Regions from separate parts of the Homo sapiens genome. Here region 2 is linked to region 1. A link is a loop called in an ENCODE intact Hi-C map of the cell type or tissue named here. Cell type or tissue: OCI-LY7. All regions are shown on one strand. Links, peaks and the distances in the headings refer to the core of each region. The heading gives the core; the rest is flanking DNA. Region 1 has its middle 18 kb from the start of PCAT7. Region 2 has its middle 85 kb from the start of PCAT7.

Region 1 (16,286 bases), core at 6,193-10,192:
TGGGGGGTGGTATGGAGAGAGAATGGGCGCTGTTTCTCAGGGCTGCTTCAAGCGGGATTAGGGGCGGCGTGGGAACCTACAGTGGGAGAGATTAAGCTGAAGGAAGATTTTATGTTAAGGGGTGATATTGTGGGGTTGTTAGAAGAAACATTTGTTGTGTAGAATTATTGGTGATGGCCTGGATACGGTTTTGTATGAATTGAAAAACTAAATGGAATAAGAGAAGGAGAAAAACAGGTATAAAAGGTCTAAGAATTGGGACGACTCAGGACATCTGATTAGAGAGTGCCTAAGGAGATTCAGCATAGCCCTGCCAGCAAAGATTATTTATTTACTTCAAGAGTTAAGAATGGCAGTTTGGGGATAGCACGAGGAGATATCAGCTGTGATGGCTTGGAGAAACAGTGTAAACCGGCAGTGTAAACAAGAGCAGGGCATGTATGAGTAGTTGAGAACGGAGAATAGGAGTATGACTAGACAGAAAATAGTAGGGATGACAAGTTTTTTTGGGGCACAGTCTAAGTTGGCCCGGTGTCTGGAATGAGACTGGGGCCTAATAAAAAGGAGCTCAAATGGGCTGTACCTTGTAGCAGTCCGAGGACAGGCCTGAATTCTGAGAGAAGCAAAAGTGGTAAAAGTATTGTCCAGTCCTTTTTAAGTTGGTGGCTGAGCTTGGTGAGGTGTGTTTTTAAAAGACCTTTAGTCCATTCTACTTTTCTTGAAGACGGAGGACCGTGAGGGATATAAAGGTTTCACTGAATACTAAGAGCCTGAAAAACTGCTTGCCTGATTTGACTAATAAAGGCTGGTCTGTTATCAGACTGTATAGAGGTGGGAAAGCTAAACTGAGGAATTACGTCTGACAGAAGAGAAGAAATGACTGCAGTGGCCTTCTCAGACCCTGTAGGAAAGGCCTTTACTTATTCAGTGAAAGTGTCTATTTAGACTAAGAGGTATTTTAGTTTCCTGACTCAGGGCATGTTGAGTAAAGCTAATTTGCCAGTCCTGGGTGGGGCAAATCCTCGAGCTTGATGTGTAGGGAAGGAAGGGGGCCTGAATAATCCCTGAGGAGTAGTAGAATAGCAGATGGAACACTGAGAAGTTATTTCCTTGAGGATAGATTTCCACGATGGAAAGGAAATGAGAGGTTCTGAGAGGCAGGCTAGTGGCTTATACTATAGCATAGCCTGCCTTTGCTGGTGTGTGGCAATTAGGCCTGGTGGAACTGCCATCAATAAATCAAGTGTGATCAAGGTGAGGAACAGGAAAGAAGGAAATATGGGGAAATGGGGTGAATATCAGGTGGATCAGAGAGATACAGTCACGGGGGTCAGGTGTGGTATCAGGAATAATGTGGGAGGCCAGATTGAAGTCTGGGCCAGGAACAATGGTAATTGTGGGACTTAACAAAGAGTGAGTACAGCTGAAGGAGCCGGGGAGCAGAAAGTATATGCGTCAGGTATGAGGAAGAAAATAGATTTTGGAAGTTATGAGAAATGTAGAGAGTGAGTTGAGCATAGTTTGCGATTTTTAGGGCCTCTAAAAGTATTAAAGCAGTGGCAGCCGCCGCACGCAGACATGAGGGCTAGGCTAAAACAGTAAGGTCAAGTTGTTCGGACAGAAAAGCTACAGGGTGCGGTCCTGGCTCTTATGTAAGAATTCTGACCATGCTAACCATGCCTAGGAAGGAAAGGAGTTGTTTTGTAAGGGATTGAGGTTTGGGAGATTAATCGGACACGATCAGCAGGGAGAGCACATGTGTTTTTACGAGAATTATGCCAAGATAGGTAACAGATGAGGATGAAATTTGGGCTTGACTGAAGTAATGGGGTCTGTCTGTGAAGCCTTGCGGCAGTACAGCCCAGGTAATTTGCTGAGCCTGATGGGTGTCAGGGTCAGTCCAAGTGAAGGTGAAGAGAGGCTGGGATGACGGGTGCAAAGGAATAGTAAAGAAAACATGTTTGAGATCCAGAACAGAATAATGGATTGTGGAGAGAGGTATTGAGGATAGGAGAGTATATGGGTTTGCCACCATGGGGTGGATAGGCAAAACAATTTGGTTGATAAGGCGCAGATCCTGAACTAACTAGTAAGGCTCGTCGGGTTTTAGGACAGGTAAAATGGGGGAACTGTAAGAGTTTATAGGCTTTAAAAGGCCATGCTGTAGCAGGCGAGTGATAACAGGCTTTAATCCTTTCAAAGCATGCTGTGGGATGGGATATTGGCATTGAGCGGGGTACGGGCGATTAGGTTTTAATGAGATGGTAAGGGGTGCATGATCGGTCGCCAAGGAGGGAATAGAGGTATCTTATACTTGTGGGTTAAGGTGGGGGATACAAGAGGAGGACGCAAAGGAGACTTTGGATTGGGAAGAAGGGCCGCAATGAGATGCAGCTGTAGCCCAGGAATAGTCAGGGAAGCAGATAATTTGGTTAAAATATCTCGGCCTAATAAGGGAACTGGGCAGGTGGGGATAACTAAAAAAGAGTGCATAAAAGAGTATTGTCTAAGTTGGCACCAGAGTTGGGGAGTTTTAAGAGGTTTAGAAGCCTGGCTGTCAATACCCACAACAGTTATGGAGGCAAGGGAAACAGACCCTTGAAAAGAAGGTAAGGTGGAGTGGGTAGCCTCCGTATTGATTAAGAAGGGGACGGGCTTACTCTCCGTGAGAGTTATCTAAATCTCAGCGTCCGTGATGGTCTACGGGACTTCCGAGGTGATTGGGCAGCGTCAGTCTTTAGCCGCTAAGCCAAGAAGGAGTCAGTCAGAGAGCCTTGGGCCAGAGTTCCAGGGGCTCTGGGAGTGGCTGCCAGGTGAGTTTAACAGTCCGATTTCCAGTGGGGTCCTGCACAGATGGGACACGGCTTAGGAGGAATCCTGGGCTGCAGGCATTCCTTGGCCTGGTGGTCAGATTTCTGGCACTTGTAGCAAGCTCCTTGGGGAGGAGGTTCTGGAGGAACGCCTGGCCGCTGCAGTTCAGGCGTTTCGAAGTTCTTGTGTGCTGGAGATGTGGCTGGGGTTTGTCTCACAGTGGAGGCAAGGAAGTGCAACTTTTTTTTGTTATTGTACACCTTGAAGGTGAGATTAATCAAGTCCCGTTGTGGGGTTTGAGGGCCAGGTTCCAATTTTTGGAGTTTTATTTAATGTCGGGAGCAGATTGGGTAATAAAATGTATATTGAGAATAAGATGGCCTTTTGACCTTTTAGGGTCTAGGGCTGTAAAGCGTCTCAGGGTTGCTGCCGAATGAGCCATGAACTGGGCTGGGTTTTTATATTTGCTGAAAAAGAGCCTAAACGCTATCTGATTTGGGATAAAGAAAAAGGAGCATTAACCTTGACTATGCCTTTAGCCCCAGCCACCTTTTTAAGAGTAAATTGCTGGGCAGGTGGGGGAGGGCTAGTCACGGAACGAAAGTGTAAGCCGGACCAGGTGTGAGGAGGGGAGGCGATAAAAAGATTATAGGGTGGAGGAGCGGAGGCTGAGGAAGAATTGGGACCTAGCTTGGCCTGGCGAGGAGGGGAGGGGTCAGATGGGTCTGTAGAAAAGGAAGATTAGAAAGACTCAGCGACGCTTGGGGTTGGGACTGAGGGGACAGGCGGGAGGGAAAGAAGGAAGATTTGGGATGAGTTGCACTGGGCACAGAGACTAGGAAGGGACTGATGTGTAAAAGAATGCCTGGATGTCAGGCACCTCAGACCATTTGCCCATTTTACGACAAGAATTATTTAGATCTTGTAGGATGGAAAAATTGAAAGTGCCATTTTCCGGCTATTTGGAACTACTGTCAAGTTTGTATTGGGGTCAAGCGGCATTGCAGAAGAAAATAAGATGCTTAGATTTTAGGTCAGGTGAGAGTTGAAGAGGTTTTAAGTTCTTAAGAATACAGGCTAAGGGAGAAGGAGGAGGAATGGGAGGTGGAAGGTTGCCCATAGTGAAGGAGGCAAGCCAAGAGAAAAGAGTAGAGACATGGAGAAGGGGTGGGGGCTTCTTGCCCTCCAGAAAAGCAGAGAAAGGGTTGGGGCATGGAAATAAGGGATTGAGACACAGAGATGAGAGCTTGGGGTGCAGAAATAAGGGATTGGGGCACAGAGATAAGAGGTCGGGGTGCGGAAATAAGGGATTGGGGCACAGAGATAAGAGGTCGGGGTGCAGAAATAAGGGATTGGGGGTTCTTGCCCCCTAGAAAAGCGGGACTTGCCGCTAAGGGTGAAGGAGAAGGGGTTGAGGGGTACTTGCCTCTCCCCCAGAAAAGCAGAGAAGGGGTAGAGACAAGGAGAGAAGGGGTTGGGGGACTTGCCGCTAAGGGTGAAGGACCAAGGCAGGTGTCCCTGCATGGTCTGACGCCTTTGAAATGTGGGTGAATCAAATACCAAGGGGAGGCTGCCTTCCCAGTCCGTGACCGGCGCCGGAGTTTTGGGTCCATGGATAAAACGTGTCTCCTTTGTCTCTACCAGAAAATGAAAGGAATTGAAATTAAGAGAAGGGAGAGATTGAAGTGTGGCACCAAGATTGAAAGGAGAAAGAGGTTGAGGGATAGTGAGGGAGGTTGGAGAAGAGAGTAAAAAGAGGCCGCTTACCGGATTTGAAATTGGTGAGATGTTTCTTGGGCTGGTGGGTCTGAGGACCTGAGGTCGTAGGTGGATCTTTCTCGTGGAGCAAAGAGTAGGAGGACGGGGGATTGATCTCCCAAGGGAGGTCCCCCAATCCGAGTCATGGCACCAAATTTCATGCGCGTCCGTGTGAAGAGACCACCAAAGAGACTTTGTGTGAGCAACATGGCTGTTTACTTCACCTGGGTGCAGGTGGGCTGAGTCCGAAAAGAGTCAGCAAAGAGTGGTGGATTATCATTAGTTCTTAACAGGTTTTGGGATAGGCGGTGAAGTTAAGAGCAATGTTTTGCGGGCAAGGGTGGATCTCACAAAGTACATTCTCAAGGGTGGGGAGATTACAAAGAACCTTCTTAAGGGTGGGGGAGATTACAAAGTACATTGATCAGTTAGGGTGGGGCAGGAACAAATCACAATGGTGGAATGTCATCAGTTAAGGCTATTTTTACTTCTTTTGTGGATCTTCAGTTACTTCAGGCCATCTGGGTGTATATGTGTAAGTCACAGGGGATGCGATGGCTTGGCTTGGGCTCAGAGGCCTGACACTTTATCTTAAGTGTTGACATATACACCCATGCATGTAAAATTACTTAATCACAGGAGAGATTTTATTTGTTTGAAGACCTAAGGCTTTCTTTTTTTTTTTTTTTTTTTTGCTAAGTCAAATTTGCCATCGATACCATTGATCCTCACGTAGGAAAATGTTTGTCTTGTGCTGTCTCTAAATAGCCACTAGATATTGCTAAAGGGCTGGGGGAAGAAAAGAATCTTAGTTTTCATCCAAGGCTTCTGAGTTACTGAATTTTACAGTTCAAGGGAAGCTTAGTGATGTTGGAAATAGGATAAAAGCCTCAACATAAAGATGGGAAGTATATCTTCAAAAAGATAAGAAGGGTAGTAATACTGACTAAGGAATACTGAATATTTAAAGGCAGTGTTGGTGGCTGGGCACAGTGTGGCTCATGCCTGTAATCCCAGCACTTTGGGAGGCTGAGGCAGGCCGATCACCTGAGGTCAGGAGCTCAGGACCAGCCAGGCCAACATCGTGAAACCCTGTCTCTACTAAAAATACAAAAATTAGGCGGGCATGGTGGCACGCACCTGTAATCCTAGCTATTCCAGAGGCTGAGGCAGGGAGAATCACTTGAACCCGGGAGGCAGAGGTTGCAGTGAGCTGAGATCGTGCCACTACACTCCAGCCTTGGTAACAGAGCAAGCCTCTGTCTAAAAAAATTAAATAAATACATAAAGGCAATGTTGGCATAGTTGAAATTGTGCATTAGCATTTTGACACCTACTTGTCAACTAGATAGCAATGTCAAATCTTTAGAGATTATCCCTCCCGTAGCATGACACTAGACTGAAGGTTCAGATCAGTTTTCAAAAAACTGTGCAAGCATTCTAGACATTATTTAAAAATCACCGTCTTTTGATTATGAATGTATTGCATTGATGTTTAAGCAATTATGGAAATGTAGAAAATTATTATTATTATTTTGAGAGAGAGTTGTGCTCTGTCATGCAGGCTGGAGTGCAGTGGCTCGATCTTGGCTCACTGCAGTCTTCGTCTCCCAGGTTCAAGTGATTCTGCTTCTTCAGCCTCCTGAGTAGCTGCGATTACAGGCATGTGGCACCATGCCCAGCTAATTTTTTGTATTTTTAGTAGAGATAGGTTTTCGCCATGTTGGCCAGGCTGGTCCCGAACTCCAGACCTCCAGTGATGTGGCCACTTCGGCCTCCCAAACTGCTGGGATTACAAGTGTGAGCCACCATGCCCAGCCCATGGGAAATGTAGAAAATTATAATACAGAACTCCATCACTCAGGGTGACTATATAGTATACTACATAATTAATATTAATATACTGTATATAATTAATACATACTATATAAGTTAACATTATGTTAGTGTTGTATAGTATATATAATATATGGTTTACTTTATAATTAACATACATAATAACATCTACTATATGTATATCTTCATCCTGTGGAAGCAATGAAGAATAATAACAAGAAAACCACCCTGTGATGCACAATACAATTCAAGGCAGAGGCCATTACCAATGTTTTTGAGTCCCCTGAGACTTCTTCCCCACTCCATTTATCTGCCTCTCCCAAGAAGTAATTGCTACTCTAAAATTTTGTTTATAATTTATTCCTTTTATTTCAAGTTTTACCACAAATAAAAGCGTCCTAAATAACATATTATTTAGTTTTTTTGTTTTTAACTTTGTAAGAATGATTTCTAAGATTCATCCATGTTGATATATCTTCACTCATTTTCTCAGTCATAAGATACCCTGTCACATAAAGTACTGCAATGTATCTGTCCATTCTCCTCTTGATGAATATTTAGATCTACTCCCTCCGTGTAAGGACAATTGGGTTGTTTCTACTTTTGGCTGTTATAAAAAATGCTGTGCATGTCTCCTGGGTGTCCTGTAGGGGTTTTTCTAGGAGTGGAATTACTAGGTTGTAGGATGCATGTTCAATTTAGGAGATGCTGCCTAACTGCTTCCACAGTGCTGGTGTCACTATTCCTGCGAGTGGTGTGGGAGAGTTCCTGCTGCTCTGTGACCCAACCAGCACTTGCTGGTCTTGGACTTTTAAATTGTTGTCGATCTGCTAATTATGAAATTGCATCTTATTATGGTGTTAATTTGCATTTCTATCATTTCATCTTTTATTTATTTATTTATTTATTTATTTATGAGATGGAGTCTCACTGTGTCACCCGGGCTGGATTGCAGTACCACAATCTCGGCTTACGGCATCCTCCGCCTGCCAAGTTCAACCGATTCTTGTGCCTCAGTCTCCCAAGTAGGTGGGATTACTGGCATGCATCACCATGCCTGGCTAATTTTTGTCTTTTTTGTAGAGATGAGGTTTTGCCATGTTGACCAGGTGGGTCTTGAACTCTTAACCTCAGGCAATCCATCTGCCTTGGCCTCCTAAAATGCTGGGATTACAGGTGTGAGCCACTGCACCTGGCCGATTTCACCTTTTAATATGGTATCAGTCATATATATGTTTTTTCTTATTTGAAATGCCTATTTAAGGCGCTTCCCCAATTTTTACTGGGTGGTTCATCTTTTTCTTATTGATGTTGATGTACAGGTATTTTTTTTTTTTTTAAGGCAGAGTCTCACTCTCAAGCTGGAGTGTAGTGGCACAATCGTGGCTCACTGCAGCCTCAACCTTCCTGGCTTATGCGATCCTCCCACCTCAGCCTCCCAAGTAGCTGGGACTACAGTTATGCATCACTATGCCCGGTTAATTTGTTATAATTTGTGTAGAGATGGGATCTTACAGTGTTGCCTAGGCTGGTCTGGAACTCCTGGGCTCAAGCAGTCCACCTGCCTTGGCCTTCAAAGTGCTGGGATTACAGGCATGAGCTACGGCACCTGGCTAGGTATTCTTTATATATTCTGGGTTTTAGTCTTTTCCTAGTTATATGTGTTTTAAGTATCTTCTTCTAATTGGGAAAGAGAATGGTGTCTTTGGATAAACAGAAGTTCTTAATTTTCACGTTGTGCAATTTATTAATTTTTTTGTTGTTAATAAATATTAATGTAAAAAAATGAATTGTCTGTCGTGGCGTAGGCCTGCCCCAGGAGGGCGTCATATTACCACATGATTTGTGTGCAATTATTCAATCTTGACTGGTGTGTGTATGATGATTTTGTATCTTGTTTAAGAAGTCTCTCCTTGGCTGGGCACGGTGGCTCATGCCTGTAATCCCAGCACTTTGGGAGGCCAAGGCAGGTGGATCATGAGGTCAGGAGATCGAGACCACCCTAACATGGTGAAACCCCTTCTCTACAAAAAAAAAAATACAAAAAATTAGCCAGGTGTGGTGGCATGCTTCTGTAGTCCCAGCTACTTGGGAGGCTGAGGCAGGAGAATTGCTTGAGCCTGGGAGGCAGAGGTTGCAGTGAGCTGAGATTGTGCCACTTCTCTACAGCCTGGGTGACAGAGTGAGACTCTGTCCCCACACCCTCGCCCCAAAAAAAGTCTCTCCTTGTCTGAATTTATAAAGATATTCTATTATGTTAAATTGAAAGTTCTGAATAAGGCACCAAGAAACAATAGGTATCATATACTGTAATTAACTGTGAGATCAACCACCCTACAGGAATTTAAACACAAGATGACCAACAGCCATCATCTATACTGAGGACATTAAATGTTTGAAAGAGGAGAGATGTGCAGGGGATTTTTGTGATGATTTATTTAGAGAAATCTTCAGGTGGGCTGCTGGTAAGCTGTGACTTGTCTCTCTCCCCCAGTCAAGTCTAGTGAAAGGGGTTTCAGTAGAATCTCTTGAAGGCTTGACATGTCTTCTGCATTTAGGGACACAGAAGACTGGTATCTGATTCACACCTGAGAAACCTAATGGATAAGAAACTATGATTGGCTCTGATCATAAATGGTGTGATGGTAGAGCAAAGAGAATGATCAGTGTGCACTGCCAGGATTTATTCAGCCAACAAGTATTCCTTACAAGCTGCATAGGAGATATACTCAAGTGAGAACCAGCCTGGTTAAATCCTGTTGATAGGACAGATTGAAAGGTGAACAGCCCTCAGTAGAGAAAATGGAGATGGACTTTGCGTTCTGTATTCCAAGGATGAAATAAAGAATCTTTGAGGCTGGGCAAGGTGGCTCACGCCTGTAATCCCAGCACTTTGGGAGGCCAAAGTGGGTGGATTACCTGAGGTCAGGAGTTCGAGACCAGCCTGACCAACATAGTGAAACCCTGTCTCTGTTTAAAAAAGATACAAAAAATTAGCCGGACGTGGTGGTGCATGCCTGTAAATCCCAGCTACTTGGGAGGCTAAGGCAGGAGAATTGCTTGAATCCAGGAGGCAGAGGTTACAGTGAGCCGGGATCATGCCATTGCACTCCAGCCTGGGCAAAAAGAGCAAAACTCTGGCCAGGCACGGTGGCTCAACCTGTAATCCCAGCACTTTGGGAGGCTGAGGCAGGCGGATCACCTGAGGTCGGGAGGTCAAAACCAGCCTGAACAACATGGAGAAACCCCTTCTCCACTGAAAAGGCAAAATTAGCCGGGCATGGTGGCCTATGCTTGTAATCCCAGCTACCGGGGAGGCTGAGGCAGGACCCAGGAGGCGGAGGTTGCAGTGAGCTGAGATCACGCCCACTGCACTCCAGCCTGGGCAACAAGAGCAAAACTGCATCTCAAAAAAAAAAAAAAAAAAAAAAAAATTCCTTTCTCCCAGATGAAGGGAACTGAATGTGAAGGATTACCCATCAGTGGTAGGTCAGGTCTCTAAAGGCATTACAAAATTCCTTATGATAGAGTCAGCTTTAAACCAATGCCAGACTCAGAGGATGCAAAACTGCCTTAGAACAATACTACTCAGACAGATGTGTGCTGGTAAATGTTAAACAACCAGGGGGAAGTTGTTAAACAAAAACTTATTTAGTGACACGTGTTAAAGCACAGTAAGGAAGACATTGTTCAGGACCACTGCAATAAGGTCTCGTAGTGGGGGACAGAGATTGGTTTCAACCCCGGAACACAGCATAGGCAAGTGGGCATTTATAGCCAAGGAGCAGGGTGTGGTCAGTGGATTGAAAATTACTAAGAGGTAAAACATCAAGGGTAAGATTTTGGCTAAGCCAGCCTAACGATATTCTTGCTAAAGACAGGCCAGTGTGATCAGTCCTCACCTGGAGAAACCTCATCAGATATCAGGGGTGATCGGGAATTTGCAATTCAGTTACTACATAGAGCCATTAATGCACATAAAATTACAATTAAATAAATTGTATTTAAAGTAAATGCAATAAACACTAAAAACTCATCACTTCCTGATTATTTTGCTACATTTTACTCAGGGGTCAGTGGAGGAGGAGAGCGAGGAAATTAAGTCTGAAAAGTTCTTGCTAAACTGACTTAGCAGGGCTCTTTGCTAAAACTGGATTTTACGATGTCTCTCTAAGATGGACCTAGGGGAAGGCTCAGAAGCCTGACTAAAGTTTGACTAAGCAAAGAATCTTTGTCGGGGGATAGCCCTGATTTGTGGCATTTGAAGATTTTTGTGGTGTAAATGTTCTAAAATTATTTCCTTACATTATTATTTGTTTCTTTCCTGTCTCTCCTCCTCCACTGACCCCAGCGTAAAATGTAACAAAATAATTAGGAAGTGAAGAGTTTTTAGTATTTATTGCATTTATTTTAAATACAATTTATTTAATTACAATTCTATGTGCATTAATGGTTCTATGTAGTAACTGAATTACAAATTCCTGAAAGTTTAACAGTCAGTTCTTACAAGCTGCTAGGAGCTGGCTCCAGTTCACCACTGACACCACTCTAGTAAGAACTTTCCTGCCTTCTTGTCTCCATCTCTCTGTCCTCCCCACACTCCAATACTAGAAGGGTCAGACTTCGTGGTTAGCTAAGAGGAGGAGGAGAACCAGGAAAGAAGAAATAATAATGTGTATAATAAGTTTTAGCAGAGAACTGAGACATTCTCTGAAAGCCCTACTTGAAAGTCAGTCCTTTATTCAACAATATAGACATTATATTAGAGAACCATGTAAAAGGTTGGAGGAGGGCAGTAAGGAAGAAAGACGAGGGAAAACACATGTTGATGGCCGGGCCCAGTGGCCCACACATGTAATCCCAGCACTTAGTGAGGTCGAGGCTGGCGGATCACTTGGGGTCAGGAGTTTGAGACCAGCCTGGGTAACATGGTGAAACGCTGTCTCTACTAAAAATACAAAAATTAGCTGGGAGTGGTGGTGCGTGCCTATAATCTCGGCTACTCGGGCGGCTGAAGCAGGAGAATCACTTGAACCCAGGAAGCAGAGGTTGCAGTGAGCCAAGATTGTGCCACTGCACTCCAGCCTGGGCCACAGGTCTAGACTCTGTCTTAAAAAATGAATAATAATGTACATTCTACATGGGCTTATGTTAATTGTGATTGCATTGCCTGTGCATAACCCACCTGAGTTACTGCAGACAGCATTGGCTGACTGCTGCTTCACTGCTTGTGTAATGATTAACTAGGACTCAACTTTGAACTGCAATAAAGAAATCACATTCTTCTCTTTGCTAGGATGTAGTTCCAAATGAAGAGGTAGCTTTGGTTTTATGGCATTCAATGCCTGTGCCGTAGTGGTTCATCTTTATACCTGGTGTGGCCTTTCTTCTCTGTCTAGAAAACTGCTCCTTCAGTCTTCCCTCTTCTTGTTTCATGCTTTCCTTGACTGAGCCACATCTCCCCTTTTGTAATCATTGTCTACCACGTGATGTTTTAAACTAAAGAACACACATTCACATTTTTTTCCTACTACAGACGATGTGAGATGAGACTGACATCCACAATATAGTCTAATTATATTTAATCAATAATTAACTCTGACAGCTGTCATCTATCAGGGAACATGTGTGATTGTTTTTAAAGTAAGTGGAGGCACTAAATCAATTAAATGAGGAAAGGCTTTTTTTTAAAAAAAATACTTTAGGTTCTGGGATACATGTGCAGAACATGCAGGTTTGTTACATAGGTATATATGTGCCATGGTGGTTTGCTGCACCCATCAACCCGTCATCTACATTACGTATTTCTCCTAATGCTATCCCTCCCTTAGCCCACCACCCCACAACAGGCCCCAGTGTGTGATGTTCCCCTTTCTGTGTCCATGTGTTATCATTGTTTAACTGCCACTTATGAGTGAGAACATACGGTGTTTGGTTTTCTGTTCCTGTGTTAGTTTGCTAAGAATGATGGTTTCTGGCTTCATCCATGTCCCTGCAAAGGACATGAACTCAGCCTTTTTTTATGGCTGCATAGTATTCCATGGTGTATATGTACCACATTTTCTTTATCCAGTCTATCATTGATGGGCATTTGGGTTGGTTCTAGGTCTTTGCTATTGTGAACAGTGCTGCAATAAACATACATGTGCATGTGTCTTTATAGTAGAATGATTTATAATCCTTTGGATATATATCCGGTAATGGGATGCTGGGTCAGATGATATTTCTGGTTCTAAATCCTTGAGGAATCACCACACTGTCTTCCACAATGGTTGAACTAATTTATACTCCCACCAACAGTGTAAAAGCGTTCCTGTTTCTCCACATCATCTCCAGCATCTGTTGTTTCCTGACTTTTCAATGATCGCCATTCTAACTGGCATGAGATGGTATCTCATTGTGGTTTTGATGTGCATTTCTCTAATGACCAGCGATGATGAGCTTTTTTTCATGTTTTTGGCCACATAAATGCCTTCTTGTGAGAAGTGTCTGTTCATATCCTTTGCGTACTTTTTGATGTTTTTTTCCTTGTAAATTTGTTTAAGTTCCTTGTAGATTCTGGATATTAGCCCTTTGTCAGATGGATAGATTGCAAAAATTTTCTCCCTTTCAGTAGGTTGCCTGTTCACTCTGATAATAGTTTCTTTTGCTGTACAGAAGGTGTAAGGATGGGGTCCAGTTTCAGTTTTCTACATACGGCTAGCCAGTCTTTCCAACACTATTTATTAAATAGGGACTCCTTTCCCTATTGCTTGTTTTTGTCAGGTTTGTCAAAGATCAGATGGTTGTACATGTGTGGTGTTATTTCTGAGGCCTCTGTTCTGTTCCATTGGTCTATGTATCTGTTTTGCTACCAGTACTGTGCTGTTTTGGTTACTGTAGCTTTGTAGTGTAGTGTGAAGTCACACAGCATGATGCCTTCAGCTTTGTTCTTTTTGCTTAGGATTGTCTTGGCTATAGAGGCTCTTTTTTGGTTCCATATGAAATTTAAAGTAGTTTTTTTTCTAATTCTGTGAAGAAAGTCAATGGTAGCTTTATAGGAATAGCATTTAATCTATAAATTACTTTGAGCAGTATGGCCATTTTCACGATGTTGATTCTTCCTATCCATGAGCATGGAATGTTTTCCATTTGTTTGTGTCCCCTTTTATTTCCTCTAGCAGTGGTTTGTAGTGCTTAAACTTGGAATCAATTCCCCATGTAAACTGAAGGATAACTGTATAAAGAAAATATTTTCTGTAATAGGAAAATGGTGCTATGTATTAGCTTAAAATTGCAGGAAGAAATGACTAAGTATTCCTTCTTTTCTTGAGGCTTTAAGTAGGAATCCATTTCCTTGCATTTTACAGTTTGTAAAGACTGCTCGAATTCTTTATTTCATGCCCCCACCCACCTTTCATTTTCTTTTCTTTTTTTATTAAGTTTAAGTCCGGGTACATGTGCAAGATGTGCAGGTTTGTTACATAGTTGAACGTGTGCCATGATGGTTTGCTGCCCCTATCAACCCATCACCTAGGTATTAAGCCCAGCATGCATTAGCTATTTTTCCTAATGCTCTTCCCAGACCTACTCCATCACCCAACAGGCCCCAGTGTGTGTTGTTCTGCTCCCTGTGTCCATGTGTTCTCATTATTTAGCTCCCACTCATAAGCAAAAACATGGTGTTTGGCCGGGCGCGGTGGCTCACGCCTGTAATCCCAGCACTTTGGGAGGCCGAGGCGGGTGGATCATGAGGTCAGGAGATCGAGACCATCCTGGCTAACAAGGTGAAACCCCGTCTCTACTAAAAATACAAAAAATTAGCCGGGCGCGGTGGCGGGCGCCTGTAGTCCCAGCTACTCGGGAGGCTGAGGCAGGAGAATGGCGTGAACCCGGGAAGCGGAGCTTGCAGTGAGCCGAGATTGCGCCACTGCAGTCCGCAGTCCGACCTGGGCGACAGAGCGAGACTCCGTCTCAAAAAAAAAAAAAAAAAAAAAAAAAAACATGGTGTTTGGTTTTCCGTTCCTGCATTAGTTTGTTGAGGATAATGGCTTCCAGCTCCATCCATGTCCCTGCAAAGGACATGATCTCTTTCCTTTTTATGGCTGCATAGTATTCCATGGTGTATATGTACCACATTTTCTTTATCCAGTCTATCATTGAGGGGCACTAGAGTTGATACCATGTGTTTGCAATTGTGAGTAGCAATAGCTAATATTTTTAAATAATATATAAATTATTATAGTCATACTGGAAACCTGTAAAAATGATCAGTGAACTTGAAGACATAGCAATGTTGAACTAAACAAAACAAATCACAGAGAAAAGTATAAAGGTTAAAAAATAAAAAGAGCTCTAGAATAGTTTGCTGTAATATCAAGCAGCTTAATATTTAGTACTTTGAATATACAGATATATAATTTTAATTTAAAAATTGTAAAGTTATTCCTTCAAAGATAATCACACCATGTCATATCATGGTTAAGTAACTGAAAACCAGATAAGAAAATTAAAAGAAATAAAAAGGAAGGCAAGGAATACTTGCTACCTTTACAGAGAAGTTAAGAATGACTATATATATTGGCCGGGCGCGGTGGCTCACGCCTGTAATCCCAGCACTTTGGGAGGCCGAGGCGGGCGGATCACGAGGTCAGGAGATCAAGACCATCCCGGCTAAAACGGTGAAACCCCGTCTCTACTAAAAATACAAAAAATTAGCCGGGCGTAGTGGCGGGCGCCTGTAGTCCCAGCTACTTGGGAGGCTGAGGCAGGAGAATGGCGTGAACCTGGGAGGCGGAGCTTGCAGTGAGCCGAGATCCCACCACTGCACTCCAGCCTGGGCGACAGAGCGAGACTCCGTCTCAAAAAAAAAAAAAAAAAAAAAAAAAAAAAAAAAAAAAAATGACTATATATAGTTTTTCTGAAACTGTGAATGCCATAAGGGCAATAGAATGATGTCTTCAAGGTGGCAAATATGGAGTTAAATCTGCAAATCTAGAATTCAATGAAAAAATAAACACATTTTCAGACAAGCTAAATTAAATTTGTCATCAGCAGATCTATACAGTAGATGTTTTAAAAATTTTTGAAGCAGAAGAAAATGATAGAAACTCAGATCTATGCAAAGCACTGAAAAACAATAAAAAAGTTTGTAAATATAAAATAATGCTCATGTTAAAATATCTTTAAAAGATTATGAACTAAAACAAATAACATCATTACAAACAAAATAATGTGCTGTGATGCTTATAATATTTGAAAAATTAAAATTTGTGACTGTAACAGCACAAAAAGCACAAAAACTGGAGATGGTAAGTGTAAATGTATTGATGTAATTTCCCTCATTTTAAGTATGTTGATATAATATTATCTGAGGTTATAATGAAATAAATTTAAGATGTGTGTCATAAGCACTAGAGAAACACAAAAATAGAATTATGTGTAGTCAATCATTTAATTGTGAATATAAATTGAATTCTTTAAAATATCTTCTATCCAACAGAAGATAGAAGGAAGTGAAAGTGAACAGAACCAGATGGGAGGGGAGAAAACAGATGCTGTATTGGTGGATTTAAATACCATTGAAAATTGCATTTAATGTAAATAGTCTAAACACTCCAACTAAAAAACGGACATTGCCAGACCACTCAAAACATCAAGACTCAGGCAAGGCACGGTGGCTCACACCTGTAATCCCAGCATTTTGGGAGGCCACGGCTGGCGGATCACCTGAGGTCAGGAGTTTGAGACCAGCCTGGCCAACATGGTGAAACCACATCTCTACCTCTACAAAAGTACAAAAATTAGCCAGGCATGATGGCGGGCACCTGTAATCCCAGCCACTGGGGAGGCTGAGGCAGAAGAATCACTTGAACCTGGGAGGCGGAGGTTGCAGTGAGCCA
Region 2 (14,248 bases), core at 10,249-14,248, 72 kb after region 1:
TCAATGCTGAAAGTGGGGTATTGAAGTCTCCAGCTATAATTGTATTGAGTTCTAGCTCTCTAACTGTAATAATATTTCCTTTATATATCTGGGTGCTTCGGTATTGAGTGCATAAATATTTACAATTGTTATGTCCTCTTGCTAAATTGACCCCTTTATAATTGTATAGTGGCTTTCTTTTGTCTCTTCTTATAGTTGTTGTTTTAAAGTCTATTTTGTCTGATATAAGTACAACTATTTCTGTTCTTTTTTTGGTTTCCATTGGCAGGGAATATCTTTTTGATCCTCTTATTTTCAGCCTATGCATGTCTTTAAAGGTGAAGTGTGTTTCATGTAGGCAACAGATAAATGGGTCTTATTTTTTTATCCATTCTGCCAGGTATGTCTTTTGATTGGAGAGTTCAGTCCATTTACAGTCATTGTTATTACTCATAAGTAAAGGCTTACTCTTGCTATCTTGTTATTTGTTTTTCAGTTGTTTTGTGGTCTTCTCTTCCTTTTTGCTTTTGTTCCTGTGTTCTTTTTAGTGAAATTGATTTTCTCTGATACGATTTTTTTTTTTTGCTTCTTACTTTTTGTGTATCCTTTGTATGTTTTTTTATTTGAGGTTATCATGAGGCTTGCAGATACTATTTTATAACTTGATTTTAAGCTGAGAGCGACTTAACACTGCTTGCATAAACTAACAAGCAAATAGAAGATGAATGAAGACTCTACACTTTAACTTTGTCCCCCTGCTTTTTAACAACTTTTGCTGTATCTCATGGGTTTTGGAATGTTGTGTTGCCATTTTCATATGGAAACATTTTTAGTTTTAAATTTATTTTTACATTTTCTCAATAAAGTTTTAAATTTCTTTTTAAATTTCTTCATTGACCCATTTGTTATTCAGGAACATGTTGTTTAATTTTCACGTATTTGTACAGTTTCCAAATTCCTCCTGTTACTGATTTCTAGTTTTATTCCACTGTGGTTAGAAAAGATAATTGACACAATTTTGACTTCTAAATTCGTATGGACTTCATTGCACCGTGTTAGCCAGGATGGTCTCAATCTCCTGACCTCGTGATCCGCCTGCCTTGGCCTCCCAAAGTGCTGAGATTACAGGCATGAGCCACCACGCCCAGCCATAGGTATCTAGTTTTATTCCTTTCTAGTCAGAGAAGATGCTTGATATTATTTCAATTTTTTAATTTTTTAAGACTTGTTTTGTGACCTAACATATGGTATATGCTTGAGAATGAGCCATGTGCAGAATAATGTGTATTCTGCACATTCCATTAGGTTAGGTCTATTAATAATTGCTTTATATATTTAGGTGCTCCAATGTTGGATGCATATATATTTATAATTGTTACATCTTCCTGCTGTATTGATCATTTTATATGACCTTTTATATAATGGTCTTTTTTCTCTTTTTACAGTTTTCGGCTTAAAGTCTATCTATGTATTTTGTATTAGTATAGCTACTCTTGCCCTTTTTTGTTTTCGTTTGCATAGAATACCTTTTTCCACCACTTTTCTTTGAGTCTGTGTGTTCTTACAGTTTAAGGGAGTCTCTTATAGGCAGCATATGGTTGGATCTTGTTTTTTTTTAATTTATTCAGCCACTATGTCTGCAGAATACATTTTGAATTAATGAAGAAACAGAATAAAAAGCAAGCCAGATTAGTATGGCTGTATAAAAAATTTAAAACTTGTAATTAAAAACAACACAATATAACAGGATGAAAAGGAAAGCACTAGAATGGAGAAATACTTGAGATAGTTAAAAGTTTAATATTATAGTATGTGAGGACATAGTATGTGAGGACATATTTCTAAGATTATGTCAAGGGAACTTGTTATGTCAATGTGTTGGTTCACACCATTGAAAACAAAACAGCAAAATTATTGAATTATGTAATTTATTGATCATTTTAAAATATAATCTTAAGGCTGTAAATAAATGTCTACTAACTGAACAAAAAATGATTTTAAAATCCTGGCAATGCTGGTGAGAAATAAATATATTGCTTTCATGTTATGTATTTAGTATTCAATCACTTGTAACAGGAGCTATTAAAATGACTACTTTTTTATTCAGTAATCTTACCCTTTGACATTCAAATAATTGAAACAAATAAGAACCTCTGCCAGGCATGGTGGCTCATGCCTGTAATCACAGTACATTGGGAGGCCAAGGCAGATGCATAGCTTGAGTTCAGGAGTTTGAGACCAGCCTGGGCGGCATGGCAAAACACCATCTCCACCAAAAAATACAAAAATTAGTCGGGCAGTGGCACATGTCTGTGGTCCCAGCTACTTGGGAGGCTGAGGGGGGCCGAGATCATGCCACTTTCACTGAGCCACTTTCAGTGAGCCAAGATCGTGCCACTTCACTCCAACCTGGGTGACAGAGTGAGAGCTCATCTCAAAACAAAAACAAAACAAAAAGGAATAAGAACCTCATGTGTAGATCTTTTAAAACAACATAACTGGCAGGGCACAGTGGCTCACACCTGTAATCCCCGTACTTTGGAAGGCCGAGGCGGGTGGATCATCTCAGGTCAGGAGCTTGAGACCAGCCTGGCTAACATGGTAAAACCCCATTTCTACTACAAATACAAAAAATTAGCTGGGTGTGGTGGCACACACCTGTAATCCCAGCTACTTGGGAGGCTGAGGCACGATAACCGCTTGAACCCAGGAGGCAGAGGTTGCAGTGAGCCAAGATCACACCATTGCACTCCAGCTTGGGCAACAAGAGCGAAACTCTATCTCAATAATAATAATAATAATAATTAATATAGCAAAAACAAATAGATTTTAAAAGCTTTGAGGCTGGGCACAGTGGCTTACACCTGTAATCCTAGCACTTTGGGAAGCTGAGGCAGGCGGATCACAAGGTCAGGAGATCGAGACCAACCTGACCAACATGGTGAAACCCCATCTCTACTAAAAATACAAAAAATTATCTGGTGTGGTGGCAGGCGCCTGTAGTCCCTGCTACTCAGGAGGCTCAGGCAGGAGAATAGCTTTAACCTGGGAGGCAGGGGTTGCAGTGAGCTGAGATTGCACCACTGCACTCCAGCCTGGGTGACAGAGCAAGACTCTGTCTCATACAAAAAAAAAAAAAAAAAAAAGTAATTGATAGCTGAGAACAAGCATTTTCAAAGAGAAGAAATTTTCCACCTTGCCCCTTGTGGAACTGAAACTACTCTTTGCACATGCTGCTGCCCTTCCAGCCTGCAGGCAGAATGCTGTTCTTGGCAAAGCAAGAGTCCCTTATTCCTCACCCCATCACTTTCCAACATAACCAGGAAGGTTCAGATGACCATAAGTGAAAAACAACCAGGAAAAGTCAGGAGAATAAAGAGCCTCTCTCATTTTCACTTGGGCAACAGGTGTGAACAAGAAAATTAAGTATTTTTGTTTTATTTTTTAAAATCTTAACTTCTCCTTTTCACCCTTCCTTAGATGTATCTATTTTAACATTTTGCATGTGACGGTGATGTTATCCATGCTGAATAAACTAGAAATGAGAATTGAGTTGTGAGGGAAAAAGAGATTGAAAACATATGCCTTGGATATATGAATTATGTTTGGATACTGAATTGAACCACTGAACTGTAAAAAAATGTTATGAGACAGGGAAACTGAACTGGCTATGTGACAATAGTAAGGAATTATTGCTAACATTTAAAAATGTGATATGGTATTGTGGTTATGTTTAGAAATAAAAATAATCCTTATCTATTAGAGATACATACCAAAGTGTTTATGCATGAAATGATATGATGTCTGGGAATTTTTATAAAACAATCCAAGGCAGGAATGAGGAACAGTTTGGGTGGGAGGGACCGATGAAATAAGATTGGCCATGTGTAGACACATGGTGCTTTGCTTTACTGCACTTTGTGAATATTGCATATTTTACAAATTGAGGGTTCATGGCAACCCTGCATCCAGCAGTGTTGCAGGAAGTCAGTGACTCCGAACGGAGGGACCGGCTGAAGCCATGGCAGAACATAAATTGTGAAGATTTCATGGACATTTATTAGTTCCCCAAATTAGTACTTGTATAATTTCTTATGTCTGTCTTTACTGCAGTCTCTGAACATAAATTGTGAAGATTTCATGGACATTTATCACTTCCCCAATCAATACTCTTATAATTTCCTATGCCTGTCTTTACTTTAATCTCTTAATCCTATCATCTTCGTAAGCTAAGGATGTATGTTGCCTCAGGATCCTGTGATGATTGTATTATCTGCACAAATTGTTTGTAGGGCATGTGTGTTTGAACAATATGAAATCTGGGCATCCAAAAGGAACAGGATGGCTGCAATTTTCAGGGAACAAGGGAGTAAACCATTGGGCCTGACTGCCTGAGGGGCCAGACAGAACAGGGTCATATTTCTCTTCTTACAAAAGTGAATAGGAGAAATATCGCTGAATTCTTTTTCTCAGCAAGGAACAGCCCTGAGAAAGAGAATGCATTCCTAGGGGGAGGTCTCTAAAATGGCCGCTCTGGGAATGTCTGTGTTATATGGTTGAAGATAAGGGATGAAATAAGCCCCGGTCTCCTGTAGCACCCCCAGGCCTATTAGGATTAGGAAATTCCTGCCTAGTAAATTTTAATTAGACCGGTTGTCTGCTCTCAAACCCTGTTTCCTGATAAGGTGTTATCAATGATAATGCATGCCCAGTGGGACATGAAACTTCATCAGCAATTCTAATTTCACCCTGGTCCTGTGATCTCACTCTGCCCCCATTTGCCTTGTGATGTTATTGCCCTTGAAGCATGTGATCTCTGTGAGCCACACCCTATTCGTACACCCCTCCCCTTTTGAAATCCATAATAAAAACTTGCTGGTTTTGCAGCTCGGGGCATCACGGAACCTGCCAACATGTGATGTCTCCCCTGGACACCAAGCTTTAAAATTTCTCTCTTTTGTACTCTTTCCCTTTATTTCTCAGACCGGCCGACACTTAGGGAAAATAGAAAAGAATGTACATTGAAATACTGGGGGCTGGTTCCCCCGATACAGTAATTCTTTTTTTTTTTTTTTTTGAGACATGGTTTCATTTTGTCTCCTAAGCTGGAGGGCAGTGGTGCCATCACAGCTCACTGCAGCCTTGACCTCCCACACTGCAGCTTTTTGATTTAAAGTGAGAGACATACATCTCTTCCTTTTACTCAAACACTTAGAAGCCATTGTAAGGTAATTAATTGGCCTAATTTCAACATCGTTGTATCTGAAAGAATAGGCCCAAAGAGAGGGAGGGACATGGGGGAATAGTCAGTGAGTGAAGCAGTCAGAACACACTCAACACTTACTGACCTCCCAGGTGGAAGCAATCCTCCCACCTCAGCCTCCTAAGTAGCTGGTAGCATTTACCACCAAATTTTTTTTTTTTAGTAGAGAACAGGGTCTCACTGTGTTGCCCAGGTTTGCATTGAATAATTCTGTTGGCACCATTTTTCCAACAGCATGTGCTCACTTCTTGTCTTGGTGTTACATTTTGGTAATCCTTGCAATATTTCAAAGTTTTTCATTAACATTGTATCTGTTATGATGATCTGTGATCAGTGACCTTTGATGTTACTACTGTACTTGTTTTGGGATGCTATCAAGCCGACCTATATATAAGATGGTGAACTTAATCGATAAGTGTTGAGTGCGTTCTGACTGCTCCACCCACTGACTCTTCCCTCATCTCTCTCCCTTCCTTTGGGCCTCTCCATTCTTTCAGATATGACAATATTGATATCAGGCCAATTAATTACCCTGCAATGGCTTCTAAGGGTTTGAGTAAAGGGAAGAGTTGCATGTCTCTCACTTTAAATCAAAAGCTAGAAATGATCGGACCTCTTCAAGGAGAACTACAAACCACTGCTCCATGAAATAAAAGAGGATACAAACAAATGGAAAAACATTCCATACTCATGGGTAGGAAGAATCAATATCGTGAAAATGGCCATACTGCCCAAGGTAAGATTCAATGCCATCCCCATCAAGCTACCAATGACTTTCTTCACAGAATTGGAAAAAACTACTTTAAAGTTCATATGGAACCAAAAAAGAGACCTCATTGCTAAGTCAATCCTAAGCCAAAAGAACAAAGCTGGAGGCATCATGCTACCTGACTTCAAACTGTACTACAAGGCTATAGTAACCAAAAGAGCATGGTACTGGTACCAAAACAGAGATATAGACCAATGGAACACAACAGAGCCCTCAGAAATAATGCCACATATCTACAACCATCTGATCTTTGACAAACTGACAAAAACAAGAAATGGGGAAAGGATCCCCTATTTAATAAATGGTGCTGGGAAAACTGGCTAGCCATATGTAGAAAGCTGAAACTGGATCCCTTCCTTACATCTTATACAAAAATTAATTCAAGATGGATTAAAGACTTAAATGTTAGACCTAAAACCATAAAAAGGTTAAAACCTAAAACCATAAAAAGACCTAAAACCATAAAATGTTAAACATAAAACCCTAGAAGAAAACATAGGCAATACCATTCAGGACATAGGCATGGGCAAGGACTTCATGTCTAAAACACCAAAAGCAATGGCAACAAAAGCCAAAATTGACAAATGGGATCTAATTAAACTAAAGGGCTTCTGCACAGCAAAAGAAACTACCATCAGAGTGAACAGACAACCTACAGAATGGGAGAAAATTTTTGCAATCTACTCATCTGACAAAGGGCTAATATCCAGAATCTACAATGAACTCAAACAAATTTACAAGAAAAAAACCCCATCAAAAAATGGGCAAAGGATATGAACAGACACTTCTCAAAAGAAGACATTTATGCAGCCAAAAGACACATGAAAAAATGCTCATCATCACTGGCCATCAGAGAAATGCAAATCAAAACCACAATGAGATACCATCTCACACCAGTTAGAATGGCGATCATTAAAAAGTCAGGAAACAACAGGTGCTGGAGAGGATGTGGAGAAATAGGAACACTTTTACACTGTTGGTGGGACTGTAAACTAGTTCAACCATTGTGGAAGTCAGTGTGGTGATTCCTCAGGGATCTAGAACTAGAAATACCATTTGACCCAGACATCCCATTACTGGGTATATACCCAAAGGATTATAAATCATGGTGCTTTAAAGACACATGCACACATATGTTTATTGGGGCACTATTCACAATAGCAAAGACTTGGAACCAACCCAAATGTCCAACAACGGTAGACTGGATTAAGAAAATGTGGCACATATACACCATTGAATACTATGCAGCCATAAAAAAGGATGAGTTCATGTCCTTTGTAGGGGCATGGATGAAGCTGGAAACCATCATTCACAGCAAACTATCGCAAGGACAAAAAACCAAACACTGTATGTTCTCACTCATAGGTGGGAATCGAACAATGAGAACACATGGACACAGGAAGGGGAACATCACACACCGGGGCCTGTTGTGGGGTGGGGGGAGGGGGGAGGGATAGCATTAGGAGATATACCTAATGCTAAATGACGAGTTAATGGGTGCAGCACACCAACATGGCACATGTATACGTATGTAACTAACCTGCACGTTGTGCACATGTACCCTAAAACTTAAAGTATAATAAATAAAGCTAAGATAAAAAGCTAGAAATGATTAAGCTTAGTGAGGAAGGCATGTTGAGAGCCATGATGGGCTGAAAGCTAGGGGTCTTGTGCCAAACAGCCAAGTTGTGAAAGTTTTTGAAGAAAATTAAATGTGCTACTTCAGTGAACATGCAAATGTTGAAGTGAAGCAGGCCAGTCTCAGTGGCTCACACCTGTAATCCCAACACTTTGGGAGGCCAAGGCAGGCAGATCATTTGTGGTTAGGAGTTCGAGACCAGCCTGGTCAACATAGTGAAACCCCATCTCTATTAAAACTACAGAATTAGCCAGGCATGGTGGTGCATGCCTGTAGTCCCAGCTACTCGGGATGCTGAGGCAGGAGAATCACTTGAACCCAGGAGTCGGAGGTTTCAGTGAGCCAAGATGGCACCACTGCACTCCAGTCTAAGTGAAAGAGCTAGACTCCATCTCAAAAACAAACAAACAAACAAAAAAGAAAGTGAAACAGGCTTACTGCTGATATGGAGAAAGTTTGAATGGTCTGGATAGAGGATCAAATCAGCTACAACATTCCCTTAAGCCAAATCCTAATTCAGAGCAAGGCCCTAGCTCTCTTCAGTTCTGTGAAGACAGAGAGGTGAGGAAGCTGCAGAAGAGAAGTTGGAAGCTAGCAGAGGTTGATTCAGGATGTTTAAGGAAAGAAGTCATCTCCATAACATAAAAATGCAAGATGAAGCAGCAAGTACTGATGGAGAAGCTGCAGCAAGTTATCCAGAAGATCCAGTTAAGATCATTGATGAAAGTGGCTACACTAACAACAGTTTTTATGCAGATGAAACAACCTTCTATTGGAAGAAGATGCCATCTAGAACTTTTAATAGCCAGGAAGGAGAATTCAAAGCTTCACATGACTGGCTGACTTTGTTAGGGGCTAATGCAACTGGTGACTTTAAGTTGAAGCTAGTGTTCACTTACCATTCTGAAAATTCTAGGGCCCTTGAGAATTATGCTAACTCTCCTCTGCCTGTGCTCAGTAAATGGAACAACAGCCTGGATGACAGCACATCTGTTTACAGCATGGCTTACTGACTATTTTAAGCCTCCTGTCAAGACCTACTTCTCAGAAAAAAATATTTCTTTTAAAATATCATTGGTCATTGACAGTGCACCGTCACCGAAGAGCTCTGATGGAGATGTACAGTAGACGAATGTTGTTTTCATGCCTGCTAACACAGCATCCATTCTGCAGTCCATGGATCAAGGAGTAATTTTGAATTTCAAGTCTTACTATTTAAAAAGTACGTTTCGTAAGGCTATATGGCTGCCATAGGTAGTGATTCCTTCTATGAATATGGGCAAAGTCCATTGAAAACATTCTGGAGGCCGGGCACAGTGTCTCATGCCTGTAATCCCAGCACTTTGGGAGACAGAGGCAGCTGGATCACGAGGTAAGGAGATCAAGAGCATCTTGGCTAACATGGTGAAACCCCGTCTCTACTGAAAATACAAAAAAAATTAGCCGGGCATGGTGGCAGGCGCCTGTAGTCCCAGCTACTCGGGAGGCTGAGGCAGGAGAATGGCGTGAACCTGGGAGGTGATGAGTCGAGATTGTGCCACTGCACTCCAGCCTGGGTGACAGAGCGAGACTCTGTCTCAAAAAAAAAAAAAAAAAAAAAAAAAAAGCCTTCTGGAAAAGATTCACCATTGTAGATGCCATTAAGAAATTTATGATTCATGGGAGAAAGTAAAAATATCAACATTAACAAGAGTTTGGAAGAAGTTGATTCCAGCCCTCATGGGTGACTGGGGAGTTTAAGACTTCAGTGGAAGAAATAACTGCAGATGTGGAAGAAATAGCAAGAGATCTAGAATTAGATGTGGAGCCTAAAGATGTGACTGAATTGCTGCATCATGACAATACTTGATCAGATGAGGAGTTGCTTCTTATGGGTGAGCAAAGGAGGTGGTAATTTACTCCTGGTGAAGAGGGTGTGAATGAACATTGTTGAAATGACAACAAAGGATTTAGAATATTACGTAAACTTAGTTGATAAAGCAGTGGCAGTGTTTGAGAGGAATGACTCTAATTTTGGAATAAGATCTACTGTGGGTAAAATGCTGTCAAACAGCATCACATGCTACAGAGAAATCGTCCGTTAAAGGAAAAGTCAATGTGGCAGACTTCATTTTATTTTTGTAGGACATTTTAGTTATAACATCAATTTCTGTAATAGTTGCAGGACTATTCAGATTGTCTGTTTCATCTTGGTTGAGTTTTGGTAGTTTATAGTTTTTGAGAAATCAGTTTATATTTAATAACCTGTTCAATTTATGAACTTAAAGTTCTTCATAATATTTCCTCATCTTTATAATGGCTGATGAATCTGTAGTAATATCCACTATTTTATTTCTAATATTTATAAGCATTGCCTTCTCTCTCTCTCTTTCTTTCTGTCTCTTTGCCAGTCCTGTTAAGGGTTCATCAATTATATTAGTTTTCAGAAGAAACAGTTTTTGTTTTATTATTTTTCTATTATTTCTCTATTTCAATTGTATTAATTTAGATTTCTATCACATTCTTCCTTCTAGTTGCTTTGAGTCTATTTTGCACTACTTTTTCTAGTATCTTGAGATAGGAACTTAACTAATTTTTTCCTTCTTTTCTATCTAGTCATTTTAGTACTATAAATTTTCCTCTTGGCACTGTTTTAGCTGCATCCCACATATTTTTATATACTGTGTTTTACTGCTCCAGTCTATGTATTTTTTTATTTCACTTGAAACTTTCTTTTTGAGTCATGGATTTCTTAGAAATGTGTTATTTAGTGTCCATATGCTTCGAGATTTTTCTACTGCCTTTTAATCACTGATTTCTAGTTTGATGCCATTGTGATCAGAGAATAAATTCTCTATGATTTCAGTTCACTTGAATATGTTAAGATCTATTTTCTGGCCCAGGATGAGATCTATCTTTGTCAACGTTTCATAGGGGTTTGAAAAACATGTGTATTGGGTGGAGTGTTCTGTGTCAGTTAGATCCTGTTGGTTGATTAAATACCTTTTATGATCTTTTCTGTTTTCTAAGGGTGTTAAAGTTTTCAACTACATTTGTAGATTTTTCTGTTTTTCCCTTAGTTTTAACTGTTTTTGCTTCCTCTTGTGAAGCTCTGATGTTTGGTTTTTACACATTTAGGATTTTTACACATTTCTGGTGGATCAATCATTTTATTATTTTGTGATGTTCCTCTTTGTCTCTAATACTTTTATTTGCCTTAAAGTCTACTTTGTCAGATATTAATATACCCACTCATGCTTTATTATTAATGTTTACATGGCATGTCTTTTCTTCCTTTTACTATCATTATGCCTGTGTTATTGACTTTGACATATATTTTAAGCCTTATGTAATTGAGTAATTTTTTTTTAAGATGGAGTCTTGCTCTGTTGCCCAGGCTGGAGTACAGTGGCGTGATCTTGGCTCACCACAACCTCCGCCTCCTGGGTTCAAGCCATTCTCTTGCCTCAGCCCCCTGAGTAGCTGGGACTACAGGTGCACGGCACCATGCCTGGCTAATTTTTGTATTTTTAGTAGAGACCAGGTTTCACTGTGCTGGCCAGACTGGTTTCGAACTCCTGACCTCATGATCCGCCTGCCTCAGCCTTCCAAACTGCTAGGATTACAGGTGTGAGCCACTGTGACCAGCCCAAATAATGCTTTTAATATATTCTGCCTCTCTTTGACTTTTGAGTGGCATATGTAGACTGTTTATATTTAAGATAATTATTGATATGTTAGTGCTTTGTCTGGCACTTTATTACGTTTTCTCGGGTTCTCATTCCTCTTTTACTGCTTTTCTTGCCTTCCTAGGGGTTATTTTCTTTTTTAATTCTATCTCCATTTTTTATAGTATATTCTAATGTGTTTCTTTGTATAGTTTTCAAAGTGATCGTTCTGGGCATTACAATAAAGGTATGACTTGTAACAGCCTACTGATACATTTGTTTTCTACTGCTACTATAGCAAATTGCCACAAACTTGGTGGCTTAAAACAACAGAAATTTCTACTCTCAGTTCTGGAAACCAGACGCCCACATCAAGTTTGCTAGGCCAACATCAAGTTGTGGGCAGGGCTAGAATCACTTCAAAAGCTCTGGGAAACAATTCTTTCCTTCCCTCTTCTGGCTTAGGGCAGCTGCTGGCATTCCTTGCCTTGTGGCCACATCAGTCTACTCTCCCATTCAGAGTCACGTGGCCATCTCCTCTGTCTGAAATCTCTGTCTGCCTCTCTCATGTATGGATACTAGTGATGGCATTTAGGGCCCACCTAGATAATTCAGGACAATCTCCCACATATAGATACTTAATTACACTTGCAAAATCTCTGCTCTAAAAAGTAAGATTCATAGATTGGAGGGATGAATGTGGGGACCTGAGTGACGCCATTATTCATCCCACTACAACTAATATCAACATTCACCACTTAGAGCGAAGTGTGGAAACCTCACTTGCATTTAAGACCCTTTTCCCTTTCAACTATTAAAGATAATTGTCTGAAGTACCAGAAGGTGTTCTAATTGTTGTTTCAGTCCTTAAGATTTACAGAACTCATGGTGAACAAAATAATCCATTTTATATTTCCGTATTTCTGCCCTATGCAGTGTTCCTTCTTCCTTCTGGATACTCTATGCTTCCTTTTGTTATCATTTCTCTTGTTTTTGAAGAATGTCCTTGAGCCAATCATTAATGGTAGGTCTACTATCCACTCTTAATTTGTAACAACAAATTCTTTGCCTGATAATTTTTTTTAAGTTTCATTTATTTGTGAAAGATAGATTCACTGAACATAGAATTTGTGGTTGACAGTTCTTCCTTCTGGCCTCTATGATCCCAAATAAGAAAATCATTGTTATTCAAGTAGGTGTTTCTCTGTAGGTTCCAGAATTATCTTTTGTTTCTTTTTGGTTGTTTTAAAAATTTTTTTCTGTCTTTAGTTTTTAAAAGTTTGATTAGATGTGTCTTGGAGTGGACTTGTTTGGGTTTATTTTTGAGAGGTTGACTTAGATTTTTTGGTCTATAAATTCATGAGTTTGCCAAATCTTGGAAGTTTTCAGCAATTACTTTTTAAAATAATTTCAACACCATCATCTAACTCATGTCTTTCTGAAATTCTAATGATACAAAAGTTGGACCTTTATTTTTTATCCCACAGGCCTCTGAAGCTTTGTTCATTTTACATTTTTAGTCTGTTTTCTCTCTGTTTTTCTGTGTAGGGGAATTCTGTTGATTTTGCTTATTTCAATTCTAATATTAAGCAAGTCTAGCAATGTTTGGTTTTCACTTTTTTTTTTTTTTTGGAGATGAAGTCTCACTCTGTCACCAGGCTGGAGTGCAGTGGCGCAATCTTGGCTCACTACAACCTCCACCTCCTGGATTCAAGCAATTCTCCTGCCTCAACCTCCCAAGTAGCTGGGACTACAGGCGCCCGCCACCATGCCTAGCTAATGATGTTTTTTGTATTTTCAGTAGAGAAGGGTTTTCACCATGTTGGCCAGGATGGCCTCGATCTCCTGACCTCATGATCCGCCTGCCTGGGCCTCCCAAAGTGTTGGGATTACAGGCATGAGCCACAGTGCCCGGCGAGTTTTCACTTCTATTATTGTATTTTTAGTTCCATAATTTCATTTCAGTTCATGTTTTATAACCTTTATTTCTTTGCTGAGATTTATAATTTTGTTTTCATTTGATTGCAGAAAATTTGTAAATGATCACTAAAGCATTTTAAAAAGATGTCTGCTTTAAAATCCTTTTCAGATGGATCCAACCTCTGATTCATTTCAGTTGGGGTCAGTTGATTGTCTTTCCTCATTCAAGCCATGATTTTCTTGGCTCTTGGTGTGATGATTGTATCCTGGCCCTTTTGTCTGTCATGTTATGTAATGCTAGGTGCTATTTACATCTTTGATAATTTTAGCGAGCAAGCACCTTGTTTGGGGTTGGCATGTGGGCCTTAGCCTATTTTGTGGGTGGGGGAGGAGGTTTCAATGATAGTTTGATTATTGGAGCCTTTAATGTTTTGCTTTGACATCCTCAGTGGATTTAGTGCCAAAGGAGGTTCCCACTGCTCTCTGCTGGTGCTAGCTGAGGGTGCAGAAGGGTTTACCAGGCTTCTGGTGTGTGGGGTGGGGGTGGGCTGGGGGAGATGTTGGTGAGGTGGGGTTGGAAGGATCCCTCTTCCCAGTGTCCCCTCACCTATTCTACCCCCTCTGCCTCTGTGTCTGGGATGAGGGGACTCTCCATCTCAAACCTGCAGGGACAAAGAGCCTTCTTTGGTCAGGTCACTAATGTAGCTGCACCTCTTTTGCAGGTTCTGCCTTTTTAGCTATTTTTCCTTTGAAAAGGCAGTCCTAGGCCCACAAGGAATATGGAGCCTTCCCTGGTCGCTTATTGTTGGTGTGGCTCCTGTATCCATCCCCTTTGCTGGTGGTGCAGCCTGTCTGGTAGTCAGAAGAGTACCAGTTCCATCTGGAGAAGGAATGGGCAGGGGTGGCAAACAGCAGGTCTGAGTGGCCTTCTGTTTGTGGGAGCCCACAAGTAAGTCACCCTATGCTCTGCTGTTTCTCTGGTTCTGGATCCCAAGAGGCAAGAAATTCCCAGAGTTCTCTGGTCCATAGAG

The links. Hi-C counts contacts between places; a loop is a spot of excess contacts. Peaks named below come from ENCODE experiments on the same cell type or tissue, not always from the same donor. Only the 100,000 strongest peaks of a DNase experiment are listed, where the experiment ranks them.
Region 2: it touches region 1 in a loop (4-fold over the local background); 1 of 110 quality-filtered maps calls a loop at or near these places.

Annotation. Positions count from the first base shown.
Region 1 is chr9:94,528,738-94,545,023 of GRCh38, reverse strand. No RefSeq gene overlaps it. Among named protein-coding and RNA genes, the nearest start is that of PCAT7, 18 kb to the left of the region's middle. RefSeq lists an enhancer at 8,481-8,650. In OCI-LY7, for the core only: CTCF peaks have their summits at 8,021 and 8,220; DNase peaks (open chromatin) are centred at 8,243 and 10,007; H3K27ac peaks cover 1,656 bases.
Region 2 is chr9:94,462,547-94,476,794 of GRCh38, reverse strand. No RefSeq gene overlaps it. Among named protein-coding and RNA genes, the nearest start is that of PCAT7, 85 kb to the left of the region's middle. RefSeq lists a silencer at 11,742-11,942. In OCI-LY7, for the core only: no CTCF peak of the experiment used is centred there; no DNase peak of the experiment used is centred there; H3K27ac peaks cover 676 bases.